Regions from separate parts of the Homo sapiens genome. Here region 2 is linked to region 1. A link is an interaction called in ENCODE POLR2A ChIA-PET data of the cell type or tissue named here. Cell type or tissue: Panc1. All regions are shown on one strand.

Region 1 (8,000 bases):
ACTGCAAAAAAAGAGGGCGTTACAGACCAAATAAGGTGTATTTGCAAAAGACTGACAAGAGGAAATATAATGAGCTATTGGCACAAGCAATTTTGTAGAACATCTAGTTAGGAAGAATAGAACAGAAGAGATTAAAACCTGGGAGATGGAGTGGCTCATGCCTGTAATCCCAGAACTTTGGGAGGCCGAGGCAGGAGGATCACATGAGGTCGGGAGTTCGAGACCAGACTGACCAACAAGGAGAAACCCCGTCTCTACTAAAAATACAAAATTAGCCAGGCATGGTGGCACATGCCTGTAATCCCAGCTACTCGGGAGGCTGAGGCAGGAGAATTGCTTGAACATGGGAGGCGGAGATTGTGGTGAGCCCAGATCACGCCATTGCACTCCAGCCTGGGAGACAGAGAGAAACTCCATCCAAAAAAAAAAAAAAGACACCTGGGAGATAGGAAGCTGGGACCTTATCTTGCATGGACTTCTACACCACAAAAAGGAGTCTGCCTTTTTTCATTTTATTTTATTTTATTTTTGAAGGTGTTGTAATGCCTTTAAAGGGTTCTACATGAGGGATAATGTGATTTGCACCTTAAAAAGGTCAGTGTGGTAGCAACAACCAGATTCAAGAACTGGAATCTCATCAGAAAGACCTAAACATGTAATAGTATGCCTAAATATGCTTGGATATTAGTCAACCAATCAAGAAATATTTATTGCATACCTACGTGTACAATAATGTGGAAAGATTTAGATTTTAGTGCTATATTAACATACATATTTATGGAGAGATCAAACACATTATATATTCAGGAAAACAAATTTGTGTATGTAATTTTTTAATCCAAAATGCAATAACAAGTGTTTAAAATAAATAAGTCTCAGAAAGGCTTCACTTAAATTTAATTTCAGACTTAAAATAATGTCATAAACATTGTCTTCACTCTAAGATTTATAAGATAAGTGAAATGATGTAATAAAATGCCAACTTTTCACCCCTTTCAATTTAAGCTAAATTCAGTTTTCAAAGATAGGTGTGATGGAAATTCATTTTTAATTTTCTCTATACTGCGTGTCACCAAAAAAACCAACATGATATACTCAACTAATCTAGTTCAAAGTTCCAGTTCTCAAAAATATGAAGGTTCTCTGATTTGTAAATAGACCTAAACTTTATTGTCATGGCTCATAATAAATCCTGGGAGAAAGAAAAATGGCCAGAATATATTTTATTCAGAAATCAATTAGGACCACTGAGAATTATTTAAATGTGATAATTTGAGGGGATACACACAGGGAGGAAAGTGTCTGAGAATAAAATCATTTTCTTTATACATAAACTAAATTTTATTCTCTTTAAGAAATAAGGCCTTTAAGAAAATCACCATTCTGCTTGTCCCTATATTCTTCTATAAGAAAATAGTGATTATGTGAAATTCCTTAAAATTTCTATAATAAAGACCAAAATATAATGTTAAATCAAGCAAGTGTTACAACATCCATTTGACTATGTTAAAAAGATCAAAATATGTTACATAAAACTGATATCACAGAGTAATCATGCATGGTTTAACTGGCTAATATCTCTCCCTTACCTCTTCCTGAAGTGCTCATGCTAACACTAGAGATAACTGACCAGAAAAATCCAAGGCACTGGGAAAATGAAATAAAGGAAACAAATACTGAATAAAAATGTTAGTTTCGCTATGTACTTTTTTCATTGTATATGTACTTTTTCATTAGATAATTATTTCTCGAGCACCTGATATGTACAAGAGATGAAAAACATAAAACAAAGTTGATGTCTTCATGGAAAACAGGCTAGTATGGAAGAAAGACACTAAACAAGCATATGGAACAGTGACCAAAGTGCTAAGGCAAGGAGGCAAAGGAGTTAACGAACAGAAGGGTAGAGACGGGGTAATTAGGTCAGCCTCTGAGAAGGCAAAATATGAGTAGAGACCAGAATGGGAAGATGGAGGTAATGCCATTCCAGGCGGAGGGAATGACAGGCACAAAGACTTTGAGATACGAATGATCTTGGAGCATTCCACGATCAGAAAGCTGAATGAGGGAGGCAGAGAGCAGAAGACAATTTAACGTGGAGCTAGCCAATAACTGGATTTGGATTTTATTGACTCCATTGAGAAGCCAGTGGAGGATATGGGGTAGAATTCCTAAGTTCCTGATATCTGACATGTGTTTTTAAAAGATCAGTCTGCTGTGAGGAGAAGAGCCTCAGAGAGGTAATAAGGGAAGCTGGGAGAAGTGTGGGGAGGTCCATGTTTGAGGAGGGAGACAGGGAAAGCATGGATTTTTAGCAGTGCTTCCCAAATGCTTTTATATTATGAAAAACAAACAGGAGATGACAACAACTGTGTGGCACCTTGAAGTAAAAAGACAACTGTCATAGTTCCAGGCTCCACCCTATAGGCTAGGTTATCACACTACAAATTTTTCAACACCTGCAATACCACTGTCAGGGAACACCAGTATGCCACAGCTCAAAACCACTAAACTAAGAGTGAGAAATTGTCAGATTGGGACAGGTTGCTTAAAAATAGAATATGAAGAGGAAAGCTTTTCACAATAACCTAATTAAGGAAACCAAAACATTATGTATTATGATTCCACTGAATATCAAGTTTAATATGCACATGCACACACACATATATAATGTACATATATGCACATACATACATGCATATGTATGTGCCACCTGTCAAAATATTAGGAGTCATCTCTAGAAAGCAGAAGGTGAGATTATGGATTACTTTCATTTTCTGTGTATTTCTTCAATGATTTCGTTACTTACAGTAAGTTTGCACTGGTTAAGTAACACGAATAGAGAGAGGCAAAAAATTTCAAGTATGTTTTAGAAGTATAATTCAGTGTGTGTTCAATTTTCATTCTTTTATGTGAAAATCATAAATCCCTAGGAAAGGGCCATAAAAATTCTAAGTATACTACCTTTCTAGCAGTTGAAGATATAACTTAAAACATTCTTTCCTTTTCATTTAAAGAAAGTTAAAAGGAAACTAAAAAAATGTGACTTCCTTCTGTAACATAAGAACCCTTCCACACAACTGCTTTCATTTTCCAGTCCATAACATATGTAAAGCAAACGTACAACATGGACGTAATTTCATAGGAAAGGCCTTAAACTATATAGACCCAATTAACAGTAGTCATCTTGGGGGAGAAATTGAATGAAATGGGTGAAATGAGTTTCACTTTTCATTTTACTGATGTCTGTATTTGAATATTTATAAGTATTTATCAAAATATAATTGCATAATTTAGAAAATCTTTTTTTAGACCTATAGAGTATATTATTCTCTGGATTACACTTCTGATGACATGGCTTCCTAAAATATATTTTTTTTTATTCTATTTTTTAAAAGATTGGATTTCATTCTAAATGTAACAGAACAGGCTTATAGCAGAGGAGTGACATAATCTGAATTATGATCTGAAGAAGTTTGTTTTGATGACTGTGAGAAGTGGTTTGTGGGAGACCAAGATCCAGAAGCAGAGACAATGTTAAGGAGACCACTGCAGTTGTTGAAGGAAAAGATGACGGCATTAACCCTGAGGATGCCCAAAAATAAAATAGAGAAGATGGCCTTTATCATTGCTACCCACAATATCTAGCATAGCAAATGGCATGTAGTAAGCCTCCTATAAAGAGGTATTCGGGTAAGAAAGTTAGGAAGAGAGGCCAGCCATCCAGAAGGCTGGGATGGAGATTACCGCTTTTCTAATTGGAGCTGGAGAAGCGAAACATGTTTCTTGAAGATGCTTGTATAATGTCCATTTATGAAAGCAGTTTCCTAATCTCCTAATAAATAAAAGACTCATATAACCACTACCACAACAAATTTGGAAGCAGGGACAACAAAAATTATTTCAAAACAAGCTTAGTTCTCCGTTCAACTCCAGTATTTAAGCATGTGGTCCCTGAACTTTCATGTACATTCACTGAACTTTCATGTACATTAGAAGATGCTGCAAAAATATAGGAAGTTGTAGTAAGTTACTTTAAAGACACCTAAAAAATACTGCTTTAGCAAGCTTAACATTTAATGATATAGTTGTCCTCTAAGATCTGAAAATAAAAATTTAAATTGCAAAACAAACATGCATTTTCTTAGTTTTTCCATCTCTTTTTATGTATAGGCTGAGGTCTCTACTTAGTATTTCATCCTGAGCTTATATAGCAATAGTTTCTGTTTTACCCCTCTTGATCTGTCAATCTATCAAGCCTCTAAACTTCATTTTCTATTTTACCCATCCAAATTTAAATTCCATGTTGTCTTTATTTATTTTATATTCCAAGCTCAGTGCTCCAAATAAAACTTTCAAAAAAGAAAAACCCATCAATTTTTGTTCAAACATATTAGATGATTCATTGTTGTATTTCTTTTGGTTCATATGATTAAAGATGTAAAAGCAGAAATCAATACTTATACAGATTTTTCAATAGTTATATGGATTTAAAATTTGAGAATAATGTTCTAGAGGGCAAAAGATGTTAAAAACACTATAACAAAAAACAGCAAATTTTCCAAACTAGCACTTAAGATATTTTATTACATAATATGGTGAAACACTACATTGTACATTGACAGGTATATTTTATTATAATTTCTTTATGAAATCCATTGTCTCCAAACTTGAATTAGCAAAATGTTTGTAACACAGTAAAAACTAGCCAGATGTCTATAGTTATTACAGGGGAAGTACTGTGTGCAGAGCTTCAGTCTAGAGCAAAACTGTCCAGCAAAATTGTCTGCCACAAGAAAAATGTTCTGTATCTGTCTACATAGTAGCCACTAACCAGCCACCTGCAGGCATCAAGCACTTAAAATGTGGATAGTGCAAATGAATAAATACATTTTTAATTTTAATTTTAATAATTGCATCTGGCTAGTGACTAGCTCATTGAACAGCAGAACTTTTAAATATGAATTTTGACAAATTTGGGCAATAGCTTTTGGAGCTATATTAACAGTTAAAAGCAAAAAGAAGCAACTGGTGGGTCAAGCAAACTTTCATATAAGACACAAATTCCACAAGAATCAAGAATATAGGCTCTACTCTTAAGCACAGCATCAAGTTGGGCCCTTACATGGTGGGCTAATTATTTCATGGCACCAACAAGCAAGAATGACATGATTATGCCTAGAATCCAATACCAGGAGTTACTCAGCCTGAGAAAACTCTCCACATGTGCAAATGACAAAACTGATCAAGTGTGCTTTATGTGGATCAGGCAATGCTGTATGGCTTGGTATTACAGTCAAATATTACTTTCCAGGTTTGGATTCATCCCAATTTTATGGATGACAAATTAAGCAGCATAGTGAAAGTTAAACTGCAACTCAAAACTGTTGATACACCAATTTTATGTAGTTTCCAACCTGTTTTCTCCCTAGGTTTAAAATGTGAGACAGCCTCAATATTAAATTATTGAAACCAAATAAGTTCATAGAAGCAAAAATATATTATGCACTATACTCTCTTAAAAAAGGATTTTTTATCTCAAGAGAATCACACTGACAGACTTAATATGTAATCATTGATCTTCAATATCTGTTATCTTATCCTAAATTTTTGGCCTTTTTGTTTTCTAGAAATGAGTTATTTTAAAGAGTGTTCGACTCCCCACATACTAAAACAACACTAACTTCCCAAAGAAAAGAACAGAGTGTTTACTTAATCTTTCATATAGGTAAGCCCTAAACTAGACCCAACTACAGAGCTATGGAGGGGGCAAGGCAAAGAAGGAGGGAGAGGGAGAGAATGACAGACACTGTCTCCAAAACCAACTAAACTCTCAGTTGCTTTGGAAAATCAGTTTAGGACTAGACACTTAGACATCAGGAATTCCTACCTTTCTGTTTAATGTGATGCATTTATACGAAAAGTCTTTTTTGTGAAATAAATTTTGTAAATGAAATACCCTTTCAGTCTTTTTTATAATACAAAGTTAAATGGTACTTCTTTTTTTTTTTTCCCAAGAATTTTTAGGTGGGTCCAAAACCAATAACCAAAAAAAAAAAAAAAAAAGTCTAAGTGCTTTACATTCTAGATAATTCATAAAAAACTGGGCCAATTTTCCTTGAGTGTTTGCTGGGAGGTGGCAGACCCACGTCTACCATAGTCTTTCACCTTCATACACCCAGCTGATCTGAACTGAGCCCTGAGGACCAGGCAGAGAAGTCCAGTACTGATAGTGATGAGCTTCCTTGCCTCCACAAAGGAAGGGAAGCGAGTGCTCACCCCACAGGAACGCTCCCTGGGCCAAACACAAGGAAGACTGTAGAAGAATCAGTCAAGACTGGGGTGCCTATGAGAAGAGGTGGCTGGCAACTGACTTCTGGATAAATGCTTCATGACAGAGTTCTTGGGAGGACTTGGTAAAAAGTCCTAAGAAGGAAGAGGCAATTTCTTTCTCATTATAGAGACTATTAATGAGGGAACACTTGCTGCTGTAGCCTGTAGCAGTAGAACCAGAAGAGACCAGAATACAGTGAGCCCAGTAGTCTGCTGGTAAATGTTCAACAAATGGCAGGGAATGACAGATCATGGTTTGTGGCACTTGTTGATTTCAGAGGTAGAAATGCTCTCACCATGGCCAATTTCAAGCTACTAGTGTGAAGTTAAAGAATGTGGAGTGGGGAGAGATGTGCAGTAGCACACCATTATACGGTATTATCTACCATAAAAATACAGCAGATATAAAGCAATATCAGGAGCACAGGTAATAACAAAATGCAGCAAAATAATAAGAAAGTGATATTTTAAATATTTAGTACAGTTTCTAAAATAATCTTTTTGATTAATCACTTACATAATATAATTAGTAATGATTGTGTTAACAACAAGATCACAACTTCCTAAAAATTTAACAGTTAGCATTTGAGAGTCTGTACAAGCCGCTCTTGCACACCAGTGGTGTGCCTGATAAGTGTATGGGAGTTTTTCTGCTGTCATGAGGACACAGAAGAGGTTTTCCTGTCTTCACATGAAAGAGTACCTTGTAGAGGTGGCACTGGGACTCTAAGGGCTTCCCAGGCAGCATCTAAGTGAGAGACCACCACCGTTGGAAAGGCCAGAGTAGTGAACCACTTTGCTCCAGAAGAAGCACAGCTGTTTCTTTCCAAGGAGGTCCTTGAAGATAGAGGAGGTTGGTATGAAGCAGACTACTACATCAAGCAAACTACCCTGCCAACAATGAGAAAAAAGCCATACCCATCAGTGGAGATTGGCAGCAAAGCTAAAACATGACAAAAGAAGAAAAGCCAGAGGAAGATGGGGGGTCCTCCCCACATCTGATGTAGGTCCAGTTAACGAAGAAGATGCCTGCCTCCCTTATGTCTGTTCCAAACTCAGGAGTGATATTATTTGGAGTATTGTACTAAGCACCCACTGCTAACAAGGAAATTAAAAATAAGCAAAGATAAGTTTTTCTTTAAAGAAGAACAGCCCACTATTTTAAATATTGATATCAGATACACAGTAATACATGCAGTTCTGTTACTTCTAGGTAAGCATTTTGCCATCATATATTTACAGCAAATGCAAAAAACTGTACAGTGCTTTAAATACATAAGTCGTCATCATTAAGAATATATTTACTTTGGATAGGTCTTTATAGTTTACAAAGTATTTTTAATTTTATTATTTTTTTAGAGACAGGGTCTTGCTATGTTGTCCAGGCTCGAGTGCAGTGGCTATTCACAGGCATGATCATAGTGCACTACAAACTTAAACTCCTAGGCTCAAGCAATCCTCCCACTTCAGTGAATAACTGGGACTACAGGCATGCACCACCATACCTGGCTCACAGAGTATATTCATGAACATTACTTCATTTGATCCCCATAAAACACTTGCTAGGTGTTAATATGGTTTGGTTGTGTCCCCACCCAAATCTCATCTTGAATTGTAACTCCCACAATTCCCATGTGTCCTGGGAGGAACCTCATGGGAGATAATTG
Region 2 (8,000 bases), 120 kb before region 1:
AGTATCTCTGGTGTCCCATAAGAAGAGAAAGAGATATCTGGGATGTGAACACACTTAGGAAAGAACACTGTGAGGACACAGTGATAAAGTGGCCATCTGCAAGCCAAGGAGAGAGGCCTAAGAGGAACCAAACCTCCTGACACTTTGATTTCAGACTTGCAGCCTCCAGAACCATGGTGTTTAAGCCACCCAGTTTGTACTAATTTGTTATGGCATCCTAGGCAGACAAATACATATGGTATCAAAAAATGAAGAAATAAAACATCTGAGAAAAGCATTACATATAGGGATTAAGGTGCTTCCCTGAGCTGCGCTATTTACTGATCAAACACACATCCCATCTAAATTTTCGTGATCTAGGATCGGAATGTGTAAGGGAAGATGCATAATTCATTTAATAAAATGGCATCCTTAGGCTCTTACTTTTGATTCAAATATTTTTTTATGAAGTTGTATAAGGGTATATTTCTTCAACTTTAGCTTTTTAAAAAATGCCTTTTTGTTGCCTTCTCATGTGAAGACTTACTTAATCTGGTATAAAATTCTTGGCTAGGTACCTGTCTGCAAAACACTGTAGATGCAGTTGTATTTTCATTAGGATTTTACTGTTGTAGCATAATTCTGAAGTATTTTTATTGTTTTAAAACCACTATCTTATTTCTTTCTGTTTTTGTATTTGTGGACAAGGGTGGAGCTATACTTAACTTGGGTGATAGCCAACAAAGAAAATGCATTCTTCACTCTTTGGCCCACTTCATATGCCCTTCTGTAATGGCCGAATCCATTGCTCAGAGCTGGATGGCTAGTCCACGTACATGGTTTCTATCCAAACCCCAGAATCTATCCTCTAGGGATCTTCCACAGTTCTGAAGTGGACCTTATTGTTCTCCAATAGCCCAGTGCACTAAGTTCAGAACTGCTGGAATGTGTACAAAACTAGACACTGCTGCATAAACCACTACCCTAGCCTCTTCCTATCTGTTTTGCTTGTAGGGTTCCACTTGTGAGAGCTATACTCTGCAGGGGACAAAATATAACCATGTCCCCTCCTCCCTATTTCTCATTTAATTACTTTCTGAATACATACTAAAACAGATAGGTACTTGCAGAAGGGGTTTGCTTTGTTTGAAAAGCAAAATTTATACAATATATGAGTAGCTTCCAGTTCCCAGTTTAAAGAAACCTTTTATTTTGAGCCATGCAGCTTTTTACTTATTGCCTTAGGGCAAACTTAGCTCTATTTCCAAAAGTGTACATAGGTAAGCCACCAATTGCACTTGAAAATCTAGTTCCATCAATGGAGTGGGGGATAAGCATGTAGGATAAAATGGTAATAGTAACATACAGGAGGTGGGTACGCAAGTGTCCATTAGAAAATTATCTTAACTGCTATAGTTTTGAAATTTTATGTAACTAAATGTAGGAAAACAATTCCAGAATTCCTCTCAAATTCTGGCAGTAAGCGACAATCAGTCTATATTATCCATACTACGAACAGATATCTCTTTGTGTGTCTTCATAGTCAATTTACTGGAAATTTTTGGAAGGTTGTGTCCAGGGCTGCTAGCCAGACACCACTTAAAATAGAAATCTCAGTATACCTTTGCAGTAATACATAGTTATTTACTGAACCCAAACAGCATCCAAGATAGTCTTTTAGAAGTAATGGGAGGCTCATAATCTAATAAAGAATAGCCAAAGTAATTATACTAAATGTTCCCACTAGCTAAAATAATACAGTAATGCAAAATTTAGTAGGTCATATGAAACATTCCAGGCAGTAAAGGAAGAGCTTATATAGCTCTTATGAATTATTTCAAATAATGGCAAGTAATAATACAAATAAATAAATAAATGAAGCTCACCCCACAAAACTGGTATATCCCACATCAGGTATTTTTCTTGCCCATTTGAAATGTAAACATCCGGCACATATTTAGAAAGACACAGATATTTGACTTACAAAATATACAGCTTTATAAAAATAAAGACTTATTATTATCAAGGAAGGATGTGTATTTGGACCTGTGCCACATGACACTTCCTTAAAAGAGCTAATATATACCTGGTCCCGAAATTAAAGATGGAAATAATCCACGTGTTCTTGTTTAGATATTATGAAACAAAAGAGATACTGAACATGTATTTTCACTATAAATACTGGAGAATGGTCAGAATAATTTCATCATGCCTAGTAGAGATGGCTTTCTGGCCAGCCCCAGATGAATATAAAATAGTTTTACAAACCATATTATTAAGTTACAAATCTGATTATTTCCCTTTTTAATTATTTCCTGTCTCACAACGGGAAAAAATAGATGTGCAACCTGGCTTACTGAGCACTGATCAACAAGGATGGGGTAATCCTCTTGAACTCTGATTTATGTATGTGACAATTTCATTCCTTATTCAAGAAGGTCCAATGTTTCTGCTATACCTTAAAGATTATTGTCCTATGGACTTATCTAAACCTTCCTCTGAAAGTCTCCTTGGTGTGTTCACCACACTGATTTTTTTATTCTTATTTTTTAAAAACAGCTCTGATTTTTCTAATCTCTTCTTCAATTAAGTTAAATCACCCTCACTTGTCTTTATTCCTATTTAATTTGCTAATCAATTTCACTTTTTTATACAAAAACTATTTCTATCAATCATCTGGGACTTCAAGCAACTAGGTGTCCTGTCTTTACAGCATCAGCAATACTGAGCCTTTCACAGCCTCTGTTTAGTTTTCAGAGTGGCAGAATAGGAGATAAAGAGTCTTCTATTTGGGAAACTTAATGGACATGTTCTATAATCACTTGAGTGCTCTCTCTGCAGACAGCACTACTCATCATCAAACAAGTCACATGGGACATACAAAGGAAAATGACAAGGTCTATGCACCCCCAAGAGGGGTGAATAAAATGAAGTATGGTGTATAGGCAATTAAGGAATACACACAGTGGAATCTATCAGTGAAAGTTCAGAGTAGGGGAGAATAATGTGAGCTAAAGCAGCCTAGAGAAAAATAGCATGAAGTCAGAGGACAGCGAGGAATGAAAGAGAATATGTCTAGCAGGAGTTTATGATCTGGTCAGAAAACAGTGGGAGGCAAAATTAGATGGACAGAGAACAACAACATTATGGAGAACGAACAACATTATGGAGAACATTGGATGAAGAATTTGAACTTCCTGCAAGCAGTGGTAAACCTCTGCAGGTTCTGAGTACAGGAATCAAGAATGTTAAAAACAGTATTAAAAAAGTAGCTGCAATAGTCCATCTGTGAAGTGATGAGAGCCCGATAGGTAAAAGCTATCTCAGACATTTTAAGAATAAAATGTCACACACACAAAGTCACTAATATAAAATGAGTGAAATTTCATGAAACTATAGTTTAAAGGGCTCCTCTCTTCTTTTTGCTTAAAGGTACCCTACTGAGAACCTAGATACAAAAACAGGTTTTAACATGAACAAAGAAGTGTGAAACTTTGAGGAAGGTCTTTTGAATGATCAGAGTTCCTTTTAATTACAGTCAATGAAGTCAATAAATCTCTTTTCTCCTTTCCCCTTTTCTCTCCATCAATCTCTGCCTCTCTCTTTCTAACACTAATCTGAATGTACAAACATATCTAAATCCAGGTTGCCCTTCATTGCCAGTTTCTGATGAGTCATCTGGACTTCAGAATCAACATCCAGGAGCTCTGAGTAAATCACGCAGTACTGAAGAGTCCATGAGAATAGACTCTGTTCTACTTCTCCCAATCTAAATGCTGTCAGATACTAATAACTTGGTTTCAATTCTATACTTAACAGTGCCAAGGTTTTGCTTTTATTTCACTAGCAACATTTTTTTTTAATCCAAATCACTGGTGTTGATTAATTAAAAAGAAAATTGAGACACCAGAAAGCAGGGTGCCAACAAATGCTGGGAACACTCTTGGACTACTCAGACACTGTCATTCCATCTCCTCCTCTGCAATGGAGAAAGATGTTTTCCCATCTCCTGTATAAAATGCTATTGCACCCCTATCTTGCATCCAGATACACAAGTTGCAACATTGCTTCCAGACTCCTTAGCACTCACATTATTTAGAATTCATTCTATACCTGGCAACCTACATGAATAACATTTATGACAGCTGAACATGTTATTTTACATTACTCTGAAGAATAACCCTAAGCATAAGGCATTACTTACAGTCAGATCAACAAATTAAGGAGAATGTATTTAAAATCCTATAAGGGTAAAAGAGAATTTGTACAAGTGGCCTTTGAAAATTAAAAAAATATATAAACATTAATTTTTTCCTTTAATCTGAAGCATTACCTTTCAAATAAATACCTCAAGGAATGCTTTTTAGTAGTCAAATATCTCATAATAAATGTCAGGAGCTTGTCTACAACACCTCTACTTTACCAGGTCCATCCCTAGCTTGAATTGTTATAGTGTCTTTAGTTCCCTGATTCTTGCAACAAAATTGATTTGAATACATTGACTACTGATCTGTACGTAGGTAATTTCCCAAAAATTTATAGAAAAATTTTTTTTCAAGAAAGAGTGAATTATTTGAACTACTGGATTTATGCTCAGAATTATCATCATCATTGTCGTCATCAGGATGTCCATTTTACAGATAAACATTTTCAGAAGAAAAGGCCAGATCAAAATAAAGAAGGTAGATATAAGCAGTTGACTTTTCAGACTTAATTTTTCCTCAGTTTTCACACTAGACAATACTTTTAAATTCACACAAAGGCTTAGTTTTCATTTTAAATAAATAGTTTTTTATTGGTAGGAATGATCTAATATCCCTTAAATGTGGAGGATTCATTATCCAAAGATGAAGGAGGACTACAGTATTTTGCTTTTACACAAAAGTAGAAGACTTTGTTCAGTACCATGTATAAGGGAGAATTATTTCTATGGCTTCAAGACTATCTCTGTATCCCTCTTTTCTTCTAGTAAACCTAATAACTTGCACCTTTACACATAATGAATTTTGACTACCTATTAAACACAACTTGATTTCTTCATTGGTGAGAAAAATTTATGCACAGGAAGAGTTGATTCTTGATGGAACTAAAGTACAAAGGAAGATCTGGATTATTTTATTTTGCTTGATATTTTATTAAATAGTGTTCAAAATTATTGTACTGTAAATGAAACCTTGAAAATGTATAACTAAAAATGTATTCTGCTATAGTAATACAAATTTCCTTAAAGGTCAGGGGAACAGTCTTGACCAAGAAACATAAAATTTCAGTACAAATTATTGACAAATAATAATATATTTTAACAAACACTAGAAAAAATATATATTATAGATTAACACGGAACGAATCATTATATCTTTACCTTCATAAAAGTTACAAAGAACATTGTGAAATAAGCTCTTCTAAAAGACATAAATATGTGAGGAGATTTTAGAATACTTTAGTCATTCACATATAACTTGGAAAGAAAAACAAAAGCATAAACAAAACAAAACTCCTCACCTAAAATCCTGTTGAGATTTGGAGTATGGAGTCCTCCAACAGCAAAAGCAATATAAAAAAAAAATGATCTGAGTGCAAACCTGAGGTATAGCATTTTGACTATCTTTTAAACAGCTTCATTATGTGTTAAAGCAACTGTTTTGAGCAGCTAGAGATGTATTAACTCAATTTTGATAGCAAGAGCATTTTATATTTATTTACTTTGTTTATAAAATTGTTCCATTTCCTCTTGGGCTTGGGTTTCTCAAACTGCCCTTTTTGACCCACTGGGATGAATTTAGCAATGTGTTCAATCCTCACATCATATAGAAGCCAGAAGAATATTTAAATTATTTTCTGGTTTTGCTTTCAATTTTATAAGACTGTTCGTTTTTAAACAGCAGATGGTACAATATATTGCCCCATCTAAATTAAGATAAATCTTTCTTCCTTCCAAATATCAAATTATTTCTGATAATCAACAACCAGCTCTCCTCTCTTACTCCTTAAACACATATTATACATTAATGTATATGTGCATTTAGTTATATATTCACTATGTGCATATACATACATATATGCATATGTCAAGTATATGCATATGTATGTGTATATATACATAGACCACATAGATACAATACAGCTATTGTAAATGACAATCTATGACCTTCCTTTCTCTAGTTATCACCCTAGAATCAGAGAGCAGAAGCCTTTCAGAACAAAGTCTCAACAAGCAACACAAATTTATTCATTTTTACTTAAAATTCAAATTGAGAGGCCTGCAAAGAAACTGATAAGCTGTCTGGTAGAGTATAAAGTCTACCACAGGCCATAAGATCTTGCACAGATAGATTAAGTGTAATGAAGTAAAGGGAATACATATCATCTAGGATGAAGAAATCCATCATAGCTTTCAGCTAGACAAGTCAAACATTGGAAGCACCGTATAGCATTCCATTGGAAGTTAAGAAAACAAATTCTCCCATGTGTGTGTGTGTGTGTAAAATATATGGGTATATATAAAATATATACATAATATATATATACACACACACACGTGTGGTTTTCACAGACATGTCTCCTCCAAATGCAAACATATTTCTTACAGATAAAAATTTAAAGCAAAAATGTGAAGTTTTTTAAATAAAGAAGTGGACTCAAGAAAATTAGAATGTGTAAAGAAAAAAATACCAGTAAGTCTTACATTTCAACAAAAATAAAGATTAATTTTAATAAGGAGTGACTGTCCTTCTATTCATGCAATGCCTTATCATCTAAGTATCCTGGTGTCATGCATATAAAATGCATTTCTACACACAAAAGAAAGCTTTGGTACTATCATATATAGGGCATGCTATATTTTAAACCAAAACCAAGTAGAGACAATTTGGTACATTGTTTCTTCACATAATTACAAATTATTGTAATATAACTAAGATATTTATGGCCTTTGATCTAAAATATTGACTTATTTCTCAAATACTCTTCAAAATTCATCCATGTTAAAGGAATTGAAATATTCAACAGTTTGTCTAAAATTGATTGGTCCTGAAACTTATAACACTTCTCCCCTTTCTCTTCTATAATGTAGATCTCTCCATAAATGCCTTCTTTTCACCTTCCAGGCAGAAGAGAGGCTAAAGGCAACAGCAAAAGATTGACATTGAACTACAAGATAGCAGACACTAATATAATAACTCAGCAACTCCCCACCCTTTCCATTCTCCCAGTACTTTGACTCATCCCACATATTCCTCTCCAAAGAAGTTCACCTCTCACCATATATAGAAAAGGAAGGGAACTATACATTCACTTAAGAAAAACACTTGAAAACCTTTGTAATTATCCGATTTGAAATGCTAAATATCATAATACATGAATGTTTTATTTCTGGTGGTAACTAATTTCATCTAAAACATGGTACTATAATAATACTACTGTGACCTGCATTAAGTCTGAAAATGAGGCTTTCTATTAGTGTTTTAGAATATTACCACAATGAGATGACTTCTTTTCCACCCCAGTCATTACCAATAATTGCACCATTTCCAAACACCAATTTGGGCATCCCTTTCACAGAGTTATTGCCCTTACCTTTCAGCTCATGGGCTCTAGTGCTCCCATTCAGGGATTCACTGGCCTCATTGGCACTTCTAGTCTGCTGGCCTTTCATTGGCCATCCCCTGTCCTCACTTCACTCTTTATCCAGCTTAGATTCCAAGTGAATCATTCTAATCTCATCCTTTTATAAACTCTCAGCTATTTTTTCCCCTCTTAATATTTTGCTGGAGAAACCCAAATCTGAGTTAAATTTTATCCTCTGCCTACTCTGCACTTGTAATAAAACAGCTGAAAGTGGCTGGATTTAACAACAATGACAAACGTATAACTATAATGACTAGTTCACATTCAATTTTTGACTACAAACCTGAGGTGTGTGCTCCCCACAGTCAGGAAACTCTACTTCCTTGAACTATTTACTCTATTTTATATCTCCTCTCTTAATTACTTTTCATCCCATTCTCACTTTTAGCAGCCCA

The links. ChIA-PET counts read pairs that join two places held together with the same protein. Peaks named below come from ENCODE experiments on the same cell type or tissue, not always from the same donor. Only the 100,000 strongest peaks of a DNase experiment are listed, where the experiment ranks them.
Region 2: POLR2A ChIA-PET joins it to region 1 with 15 read pairs; 2 of 35 experiments call an interaction of 5 or more read pairs at or near these places.

What each region holds. Positions count from the first base shown.
Region 1 is chr6:128,256,810-128,264,809 of GRCh38, forward strand. All of the region lies in intron 3 of PTPRK (protein tyrosine phosphatase receptor type K), which reads right to left. Among named protein-coding and RNA genes, the nearest start is that of PTPRK-AS1, 230 kb to the left of the region's middle. In Panc1, no CTCF peak of the experiment used is centred here; no DNase peak of the experiment used is centred here.
Region 2 is chr6:128,136,057-128,144,056 of GRCh38, forward strand. The region is part of intron 7 of PTPRK (protein tyrosine phosphatase receptor type K); the gene reads right to left. LOC124900216 (a long non-coding RNA gene) reads right to left here. Exons shown (of 2, transcript XR_007059752.1): 2 at 1-8,000. Among named protein-coding and RNA genes, the nearest start is that of PTPRK-AS1, 110 kb to the left of the region's middle. In Panc1, no CTCF peak of the experiment used is centred here; a DNase peak (open chromatin) is centred at 3,675.